Linked DNA regions of Homo sapiens: region 2 is linked to region 1. A link is an interaction called in ENCODE POLR2A ChIA-PET data of the cell type or tissue named here. Cell type or tissue: OCI-LY7. All regions are shown on one strand. Each heading gives the region's core, and the rest is flanking DNA. Links, peaks and the distances in the headings are about the cores only. Region 1 overlaps TBC1D9 (TBC1 domain family member 9). Region 2 overlaps RNF150 (ring finger protein 150).

The links. ChIA-PET counts read pairs that join two places held together with the same protein. Peaks named below come from ENCODE experiments on the same cell type or tissue, not always from the same donor. Only the 100,000 strongest peaks of a DNase experiment are listed, where the experiment ranks them.
Region 2: POLR2A ChIA-PET joins it to region 1 with 5 read pairs; 6 of 35 experiments call an interaction of 5 or more read pairs at or near these places.

What each region holds. Positions count from the first base shown.
Region 1 is chr4:140,740,916-140,746,296 of GRCh38, forward strand. All of the region lies in intron 1 of TBC1D9 (TBC1 domain family member 9), which reads right to left. It overlaps LOC124900786 (a long non-coding RNA gene), which reads left to right. Exons shown (of 3, transcript XR_007058282.1): 3 at 4,456-4,524. Among named protein-coding and RNA genes, the nearest start is that of TBC1D9, 13 kb to the right of the region's middle. In OCI-LY7, for the core only: CTCF peaks have their summits at 2,516 (motif pointing right) and 2,718; DNase peaks (open chromatin) are centred at 1,686, 2,586 and 3,856; H3K4me3 peaks cover 2,436 bases; H3K27ac peaks cover 2,857 bases.
Region 2 is chr4:140,865,794-140,871,171 of GRCh38, forward strand. RNF150 (ring finger protein 150) reads right to left here. Exons shown (of 7, transcript NM_020724.2): 7 at 1-2,586. The coding sequence ends at 2,468. Among named protein-coding and RNA genes, the nearest start is that of TBC1D9, 110 kb to the left of the region's middle. In OCI-LY7, for the core only: no CTCF peak of the experiment used is centred there; no DNase peak of the experiment used is centred there.

The DNA of each region.
Region 1 (5,381 bases), core at 223-5,222:
AGAATATGTAAATAACCTATAAACCAAAAATAAAATTCTAAGCCCTCCAACCAACTGAATGGACCTCTCCTCTCAGCCAAGGGACTTCAAAAGTAAACTGAAAAACTAGTTCAGGCCATGGTAGGAAGAATAGAGCAGGGTGGGGTGGTGAGGGCTGTCAGTCATACCTCATTATAATCTCCTCCCTTTGGAATTCCAGAAAAACTGACCAGTATTAACATTAAAACAGAGATCTGAAGACTTACAAAACAGATTCTTTGTAGGAAGAAGATACCAAACTCCAACGTGACTCTAGTATAGCATTACATGAGAAATAGCAGGCCCTAAAGAAAGAAATTGAAGTATTTTACCCCAAAATATTTCTTTGACATATTTAAAGTGGCCCTGCAAAGCTATCTCTTGTGGGGGAAATCTACATTTTGCAGAGAATCCCTTTCCCTTTCCAAATCTCCTCCAGATCCAGAAGAGATTTAATTAAGAATCTAGCACCTTTTAAGATCTGATCAGAGACATTTATCAGGCCAGGTGTGGTGCCTCACGCCTGTAATCCCAGCAATTTGGGAGGCTGAGACAGGCGGATTGCTTGAGCTCAGGAATTCAAGACCAGACTGGGCAATGTGGTGAAACCCTGTCTGTACAAAAAAATACAAAAATTAGCTAGGTGTAGTGGCATGTGCCTGTAGTCCCAGCTACTTGAGAGGCTGAGGTGGGAGTATGGCTTGAGTCCAGGAGGCAGAGGATGCAGTGAGCAGAGATCATGCCAATGCACTCTAGCCTAGGCGGCAGAGCCAGACCCTGTCCAGATAAAAACAAAAACAAAACAGAGACATTTACCATCTTTCTCGCTAAAGCCTGCTATCTGGAGGCTTCATCTACATAATAAAAATCTTGATCTCCACAACCCCTTATCTTAACCCAGAAACTCCTTTCTATTGATTCCAAGTCTTTAGACAATAACTTAACTCTTCCAATCAATTGCCAATCAGAAAATCTTTGAATCCACATATGACCTGGAAGCCCCCTCCCTTTTGAGTTGTCCTACCTTTCCAGACCAAACCAATGTACACCTTACATGGGTTGGTTCACGTCTGCCTGTAACTTGTGCCCCTAAAATGTACAAAATCAAGCTATAACTCAATGACCCCGGGCACATGTTCTCAGGTCCTCCAGAGGCTGTGTCATGGGTCATGGTCCTTACATTTGGCTCAATAAATCTCCTTAAATATTTTACAGAGTTTGGATTTTTTCATCAACAAAGCTAACAGCAAAACTGTGACATGCCATTTGAAATCAACTAGAAGCCAGTGGCAATTGCAGAACACCTTAAAAAATGACTCGCCGGGCACAGTGGCTCACACCTGTAATCCCAGCACTTTGGGAGGCTGAGGCAGGTGGATTATGAGGTCAGGAGTTTGAGACCAGCCTGGCCAATATGGTGAAACCCCGTCTCTACTAAAAATACAAAAATTAGCTGGGCATGGTGGCGGGCATCTGTAGTCCCAGTTACTCAGGAGGCTGAGGCAGGCTAATTGCTTGAACCTGGGAGGTGGAGGTTGCAGTGAGCCGAGATTGCACCACTGCATTCCAGCCTGGGCAACAGAGTGAGACTCTGTCTCAAAAAAAAAAAAAAAAAAAAAAAAAGACTGACTCATCCACTGGGCTTTTTAGAATGCACATCTGACAAGAAAAGAAAACAAAGAAAAGCAGAAGGTGGGTTATTGACTTCTTCACAGTTCTCTAGTTTCACTAGTAGAGGATGTTTTCAAATTACAAATTTCTAGTAACTATACATACACACACTCCCCACAAACCCCCAAAGAGAAAAGGTGACCCCTCCTCCTGTCTTTCCCACTCCAGTCCTCTCCCTGGTGATTCCAGTTTGCCATTCTCAGAGAGGACTATTTGTGCAAGAAGGAAACAGAAGAGAAAAGAGAGAAGAAAGAAGGTGCAGGGGCAGGGGAGAGAGGAGGAGCAGGAGGAGGAGGAGGAGGAGGAGAAAGAGAAAGAAAGAAACTACCTTTTACTGGTAGAGCTTTCAAAATGTACATACAGTATCAGGAAGGGAGGAAAAGGAAGGGAAGGAAGGAGAGAGAAAGGAAGGGATGGAGGGAGGGAGGAAGGAGGAAAGGAAGGAGGGAAGGACAGATGGAAGGAGTTACGTAGAAACAATTTAAGGTTGCTGATCAAAAATTATCTTCTCCAAAAAGCCTGAGTATTTGACTTAATGTTGTCAAACTGCCTAAATATCAGACAGATATCCATTTGCTTTAACAGCATCCTTCAGAAAATGTAATGTCTCTGTAAACTGCAGAACTCTTCCATTACTCACACATTGCTGTGAATTAGAGCCAGTTGCCTCCTAATACCTACATGAGATCATCACCAAGGGAGGACAATGATGGGACAATCATCTATGAATGGTTCTTTATGTTTCCTGTATTTTACATGACTTATCTCAGATTCTTCATAACGGGTGCTAAAACGTTATTAAGCCACATTTTAAATAAGGGAATTAAGCTCAGAGAGGAAGAGAAACTTTGCAAATCACATGTCCAACAGGTGGAGCTGTGATTTGAATCCAGCTGTCTGCTTACTAAGTGAAGGACTAAAGAGTAGAAGTCAGTGAGGGAGGCAGAGAACACAAAGACGCTGTGCAAAGAGCCACCCTCAGGGCTTTTGTCTGTGGCATTCCCTGCACACTGCTGTGCCATGAAGCAGGCATGGGCTTCCACCTCCAAGACTCAGAACTCAAGGTGGTACCTACCACAGCTGTTGGCATTGTAAGCTGCCTAGGTCCACATAATTACAAATCCTGTTCTGTACATAACTACAAAACAGGCTTTTGTGGTCAGGCCTGGGAACCATATCACAATTCACAATCTGACTCTTCATAAAGTGGGTCCTCTCTGTGCATGAGGAAGGCAAAGCAGAAAGGATATGCAGTGTCCCTAGAGCAGCAGGTCTGCCTCAACCTTTCAAATTCCTCAAATTTCTAGGACGCTTGGAGTAAATTTTTTCTTGCCTAGTTTTTGTGGCCAGTTTACAAACACCCAGAAGTTGTTAAATGTCATGTCAAATCCTGCACAAATTATAAGCATTCATTCCCACGGTTTCTTTGTAGAATAAATCAGTCTCAAGAGAAATTGGTATGGACAATGGAATTCTGTGAACAAAATTATCTTAAAGTTGATAATAATAATGGGATGGAGGTGGGGGGGATTCATGGGACAAGCAAGCAAAATCTGCTTTTGTCTGGTCATGTTTCCTGTCAGCAGCATTTTCCTATTAATAATATGTATTATGAGCCAACTCCACACACAGCTATAGACTACTGCCCACCCCAACACATAGAAGTCACCAATATAAACCAAAAATAAAATTCTGACCCCCCAACTGACTGAATGGACCCTTTCTCTCAGCCAAGGGAACTTCAAAGAAACCAAAAAACTAGTTCAGGCCATGATGGGAAGGTGGGTTTTCAGACATGCTTCATTATACCCTTCTCCCTTTCAAATTCAGGCACAACTGACCAGCATTAACATTAAAACAGAGATCAGGTCACTTTTCTGATCCTAAAGAGATTAGCTAGGTGTCTAGCACCTTTTAAAGGTCTGAGTAGAAAACACTTGCCATCTATTCCCACTAAGGGCATCCACCTGTGAGACCTCATCTACGTAAGAGCCTTGGGGCCCTGGCTGTGGCTCACACCTGTAATCCCAGCAATTTAGGAGACCAAGGTGGGTGGATCACCTGAGGTCAGGAGTTTGAGACCAGCTTGACTAACATAGTGAAACCCCGTCCCTACTAAAAATACAAAATTAGCTGGGTGTGGTGGCACACACCTGTAGTCCCAGCTACTTCAAAGGCTGAGACAGGAGAATCGCTTGAACCTGGGAGATAGAGATTGCAGTAAGCCGAAATCTTGCCACTGCACTCCAGCCTGGGTGACAGAGCAAGAGTGTTTAAAAAAAAAAAAAAAAAAAAAAAAAGAATCTCAGTCTTCACAACCCCTTACCTTTACCCAGTCACTCCTTTCTATTCACAACTCCTATCTTAACCCAGTCACTCTTTTCTATTGATTCCAGATCTATAGATAATAACTCTTTAAACCAATTGCCCATCAGAAAATCTTTCAATCCACCTGTTACCTGGAAGCCCCACCTCTTTGAGTAGTCCTGTCTGCCCAGACAAAACCAATTACACCTTACATATACTGATGTCTTATGTCCATCCCCCTAAAAAGTATAAATCCAAACTATAACCCAGCCACCTTGGACACCTTGGACATGTTCTCAGGACCTCTTGAGAATGTGCCTTGGACCACAGTCACTCATATTAGGCTCAGAATAGACTTCTTTAAATATTTTACAGAGTTTGATTCTTTTCATTGACACCAATTATAACATTAAGTTCCATTAGGAGCTAACATAAATTTTAACTGCTTTTGTATTACAGTTGACCTTTAAACAACATGGGTTTGAACTGCCTGGATCTACTCACACAGGGATTTTCTTCAGCCTCTGTCACCTGAGACAGCAATACCAATCCCTCCAACTCCTCTTCCTCAGCCTACTCAACTTTGTGAAGACGATGAGGACAAAAACCTTTATGATGAACCACTTCCATTTAATGAACAGTAAATATACTTTCTTTTCCTTAGGATTTTCTTAATAACACTTGCTTTTCTAGCTTGCTTTATAATAAGACTGCAGTATATAATACATATAACAAAAAATATGTGTAATCAACTGTTAATGTTATCAGTAAGGCTTCTGGTCAACAGTAGGTTATTAGGAGTTAAGTTTTGGGGGAGTCAAAAATTATACAGATTTTTGACTGCATGGGGGATTGGCATCCCTAACCCCCTGTGTATTTATAAATAAATACACAAGCACTACTAGTTGCAACTTTACTAATACAGTACTTACAAGCTGGCAAGATGAAAGCATTTATCCTAAAAACATACACCTCCTAACCAGTCAGGGCTTCATGAATATCACTTTGTTATTTCTCATACATTTCTGGGAATTATTTGGTTGTTTGATTATAAAATGGAAAGTCTCCCTAGTTGTGGAGGTCTCCACTGAATGCACTATGTCAAATTCCTGGACAGTCCAATGCTCTAACTCAGATGGAACAATTTGATATGGACTTAATTAGTCTGCACTCTTACCATCTCCATGCCTATGTTCTCAAATCTCCCGAATTTGTTCACCCATGTTTCATCTCAAGGTTAATAATGTGACCCAACAAAAACTGGCTTTTTCTTTTAAATCTTTGTAAAGTTCAGCGCCCTAAACATAGTTGATACACAAACACATTTCTGAGAGAACAGCTTACTGAAGGAATCACACATTTGATTTTGTATAACGAGAAACTGT
Region 2 (5,378 bases), core at 379-5,378, 130 kb after region 1:
AGAAAATACTCGTTAATCAGAGGACTAAACAATCCAAAGCGCATTCTCTCTCTGGGAATGGAATATAATTTATATTTCTGTTGCTATTGAATTATCCTTCTAATTCCACTGGACTAAACTTAATACCAGTAATACTAAAATTTGTTTTGGGCAAAGCCGACTGAAGGAGGAGTCAGTGGCGCAAGCCTATGCTGACTGTGAAAAATAAACACCTCTGAGATCAAGAATCCCACAGTGAGAGCTAGGATTTGAAGGTATCCAGAGATTGCAAACTCTGTGACTAACAGCAATTTTTAAACAAGGCAAAACAAACCAACTCCTACTTGGACTTAAAACTTCAATCATTTAGATTTTCATTCTCAGCACCATAGTTGTGCCAAGTCTCAAAGGCTGTTATTACATGATACATGTCAAGTAACTCTACCTCCCCAAGCTACGAAGCCTGATTGCCACAAGTCATAGCTATCTGCAAAAATGGATCCTGCCTCTGAAAGACTCATCTGTGGTCCCACAGCCAGAGGAGCTTGGGGACTCATGTTATTAAACCCTTCACATTATAGATGAAGAAGCCGAGGCTTAGTAAAGCGTGTGGTTCATCTAGGATTCTCGATTCAGAGCTCTCTTCATTCCTCCCTGCCTCTTTTCCCACACATAGAGAGTGGATTTCATTACAGGAAGCATTGGACTCCTAGGGAGATGCAACCTTTCTGAGGGTAATAATCATCTGCCTTGCCTTACTGTCTACTTACAAACCATCAAATAGGAAATTGGTAAAGGTGGTGAAAAAGGAGCAGCTAGTATTCTCCGTTGACCTGCACACCATGTTTCAGCAGGCGGCAAGGATTTACAGCAGAACCAAACTCTTTTTGAATGAGTATTAGTCTAATGAGGTGGAAAAGTCCCCATCAATACATAAAAACAACTCAGTGAGAAAAGCTTTCTTTCCTGGTTAATCCAAGCCGCAGCCTGGTGTTTGCCAGCTGTGTAGAGATAAGGTGATCCGTCTGATTGTTCAGAGACGCTATCAATGACCTTAGTCATCTCTGTATCTGGATAGTCTGAATATATTACAAAATTGCCCACTGAAAAAATAGCACATTTCTGTCATAGTTACAAAAGATGAATAAAAACAGAAACAGTTTAAAAACACCATTGGGTTTCAGTATTTACTTGATACCTCTTTTCCTTTCCCTCTTACTTTGTCTATTTCAGTCAGGATAAACGATCTAGCAAATTCTCATGCTGCATACTTTTTGGTTCAAATGATACAGCAAATCACACCTCATTCCTCACTTGGTATCTGGACACACTCAGGGAGCCCTGGGAAGCAATCTGCTAGGGATTCACCTAAATCCTCCCACATGGTCTGGTGAGATTCAACAGAAGTGTGTCGAAATTAAGGTAAAAGCTAGGTGCTACTGCAGCCCCCACTATGTTTGCCATTGGACTTAAAAATGATTGGCTTTTCTCTAAAGCCTCCATTTTTTACAGAACCCACTTACAGAGGTAAGAAAAAAACTGTTCTAGCCCAGGGGAAACCAATGCAACTGGCATTTTGTTTTCAATAGGAAGAAAATGTGGTATCTGGTTTTAAAACCAGCCCTACAACCACCAAAGACTGGATGCCTTGGAGGGGACTTCTGAGTTCAGAATTTCAGCCAAAGACTGTAAGACCCAGAAGAATGAAACGGCTTCCCTAGAGCTCCCTTCTCATGTCACGTGGGCCCTTAATCAAGCCCGGCAAGTGGAAGCAAGTGTGATGTGGCTTAAAATAACCAGCAGTGGCCTCAGCAGATTTAGGGCTTAGTGTTGGGGTCTCTGGCAGCTGGGGTTTTTAAAGGCCCACTTAGAAGAACTTAGATTCTTAATGAAAGCTGGCCTTAGTCCATTTCAGGGTGCTGAGGCACTTCTCAAAGCCATGCACACTTCATGCTGGGAGGTCAAGACCACATATCTCAGAGATGGAATACAAACTGATCATAGCAGGAACTGGTGCTTCTAAACAGAAACCTATACAAAAGCTGGAGTGCATCAAAGGAAAAACAAAGGAATAGATGGAAAGTAAACTACAAATAATCTTTAAAAAAATTGCCAAAGAAATCAAACAACATGCCAAAAACAAGAATGATGAGACATGGAAAGAATTGAAATGAAACTAAGAAATCCTAAAGGTGGCCTTTCAGTCTCTGTTTTAGGAGCTTCTGAAGTGTATGTCTACATGGACATAGGAGTGGAAATCAGCTTTCAACTTCCCAGCTGCCAAGGCCACAGACTGCCATACCGATGGAGAAACTGCATCCTGATTGACAAGACTTTGGATATTGCTTTTCGTCAGCATTCTTGAACGGAGCGCCCTGGAGTTGCCAAGGTGATCTGGAGGTGTGTGTGTGCCTGGTCCAAGTCTTGGAGCACTCTTCCCTTCCTTTCCCTTGGGTCCTACTATCTCTTTGCTTCTGGATTTGTCGTTTCAAGATTTCACTTCTTCACAGTCCTGGTCAGTGGAAAGTTCTACATCAGACAGTCCAACCTCCATTGCCATGATCAAGGAAATGTCAGAATCACTGCTTACAGCTGGCTCCTGCTCACCTGGGAGGAGAAAGCAAAGTTCACAGTGAACACCGAGCTATGTCTTTGCATGCTGCTTATTTCAGTACAATTGCTTGTAATAACATTTCTTTAAAGGCCAAGAGAAGGTATTAGAAAAATTGGGTATTCTGTAAAAACTCTAGTTAAAGCCTCATCTCACATGGGCCAAAAAGTTAAATGCAAACAAAAGAAACTAGAATAATAAAATATATCATCTAAGGATATGTCTTAGTAGGAAAATATATATCTACCGTAAGTTGGGCAAGAAATTCTATTTAGAAAAGTAATTGGGTAATTTACAGAAGAAAAGATTGTTACATATGCGTAACATTTAAAATGTTACACACATGTAAAATAAAATCAAAAGGCATATCAAACTCAGGAATTTGCAAAAAATTTCACAAAGGTTTCTATTCTTAACATATAGAAAGCTTTTAAATCAATAAGAAAAACAGTTCAATAGAAAAATGGACAAAGGTTACCATTACACAATTCACGGAAGAGTGTAATATAAATGACCAATAAATATAAGGTAAAAATAAGATATCCTTTTTTGTCTATGTAATCTTCACTCTTTAAAAAAGACAAGATAATATTACAGTTAAGGGTACACTGAGGTAGGTAGGTACATGATACATTGCATATAGAACTGTAAAATTTTCACTCAGTAATTTCATTTCCAGGATGTATTATAGAGAAATAACTGGAGATGCAAAACTATTCAATTAAGCATGATTTACAGTAGCAAAACATTGCAAGTAACTTAAAGTCCAACAATAGAGAACATCTGAATAAACCTATTACTTCTAAAGGACAATGTTGTTATAACCATTAAAATGATGTTTTCAAAGAATTTGTAGTTACATGAGAAGACGTTCACAGTATACTGTTAAGTGAAAACAGAAATATTTAAAGCTTTGTATGCAATGGGGTCAACAGAGAAAGTTAAATGGAAGCAAAGAAACCAAAAATGCTAACGAGAGTCATCTCTAGTGTTGGGATTTATATTCATTTTCTGTTAACATTTTTTTTCAGTTCTCCCAAATACTCTTCAATGAACATACATCACTTACTCATTCAAGACATTATCTACCGTGTCCCTACTGCACACTAAGGATTATGCTAGAGGCTATGGATATAGGGGAGATTAAGACAATCCCTATCCTGAAGGAGCTCATTGTCTGGTGGGCAGGTTGACCATTTACTAGGCAATTACAACACAGTGAGATAAGCACCAGGATGGAAGATGTACCAGGTATTACAGGAGCAGGTAAGAGGGCTATGTAACCATATACTGGGTGCAATGTCTAAACTGAGTCCTAAAGGATAATCTGTATTATAGCCAGATGAATAAGAAGAAATAATCCTTTAAGCAACAGCATGTACAGGTGGCTGGAGGTGATAGGGAGCTGTGGGCAGGCAGATATCAGAGGGTTTTTAATTTGACTGGAATGCAGAGTCAAGCTGGGGAATATGGACAGAGGAGGCCAGAGAGCTGAGCTGCATAAAGGCAGCTTTCAACCCAAAAGGTCTTGTACTTTCTCTTACTTTGCAGAAGAAATATGCAATTAAAAAAACCAACAAAAATGTATAAGTACTAAAGAATAATAATGGTTATAATACTTTTGTTCTGATAATCGCTAATGTAATTTTTTCATGATGTGGCACAGTTAAGAAAAATACCTGAGTTTCATGAAGGACAGTGAATTCCTAAGATGTTTTCAAGGAGACAAATAAGAGAACAAACAAAGAATTATGGCCTGAAAAATCAGTTTTATAGAAATGGGGTATTTCACAGGGAAATATCCAACCTGAAGACTTAGCTCTTATCCGTTTCCTAGATCCACAATTGCAGGAAGTTCATAGCAATGTAACAGATCAATGGTTAAATGAAAACCCTGGAAGCAGCTCTATAAAGATACAAGTCTTTGGTATTTAAAAACAGTGGCATTCAACAAATAGTCAAGAAAACTAGTCATTTAGAAAAAAGTGAAACTGGATCTGTGCCTCACACTTCACTACAAAATACATTCTAAGCTTGCTATATATGATCTCCCATCTTCATTTTGTGCGTGTATGTGTGTGTGTGTGTGTGTGTGTGTGTGCACTTCCTTTTCATTTATCTTCTCCAGAGCCACCTGGTGCCTTTGATCCCTGACCTTCGGGAAATTCTCAAGTGCAAATTACGGTGGTTCTCCCTTTCCCCATGCCTGATTTGTGCTTGTTTTCTCAGCAGGGTCGTGGCGTGCTGTTGTGCAGGGTGTGTACAGCACCACTCCACAGCACAGCTTCACTCTGGAGTCTGAGTGAGCAGTGGCTCCTGAAGTGGGGCAGGACACAACCCACACAGCCAGATGCAGGGGCTTGCTGTGTCTCTAGTCTACTAAGTCATGGACCATTCATCTGTTTTTTGCAGTTGCCTAAATTTTGTTATTGTCTCTTCTTGCATTTTCCCTGTCCATGTCGTGCTCTGTCTTTAAAAAAAAAATCCCTTCACTGTGGTTTTTGTGGAATTTCAGGAGAGACTGGGAGTGGCTTCATATGGCAGGTCCACTCTTTTTACTCAGTGCTCTCCTTAAACATCATTTTTACAATAAGAATTCTCTCTCTCTCTCTCTCTCTCTATATATATATATATGTATACACACACACACACACACTTTATACTTATGAGAACTGGGAATCTATCTGACTTGATACTATATTCTAGCATCTGCTATTAGTAACTGCATGTGTTATTTTGTAAAAATTGTTTTTCTCCTTTAGGGCTAAAGTTTAATTGCCTAGAAAAT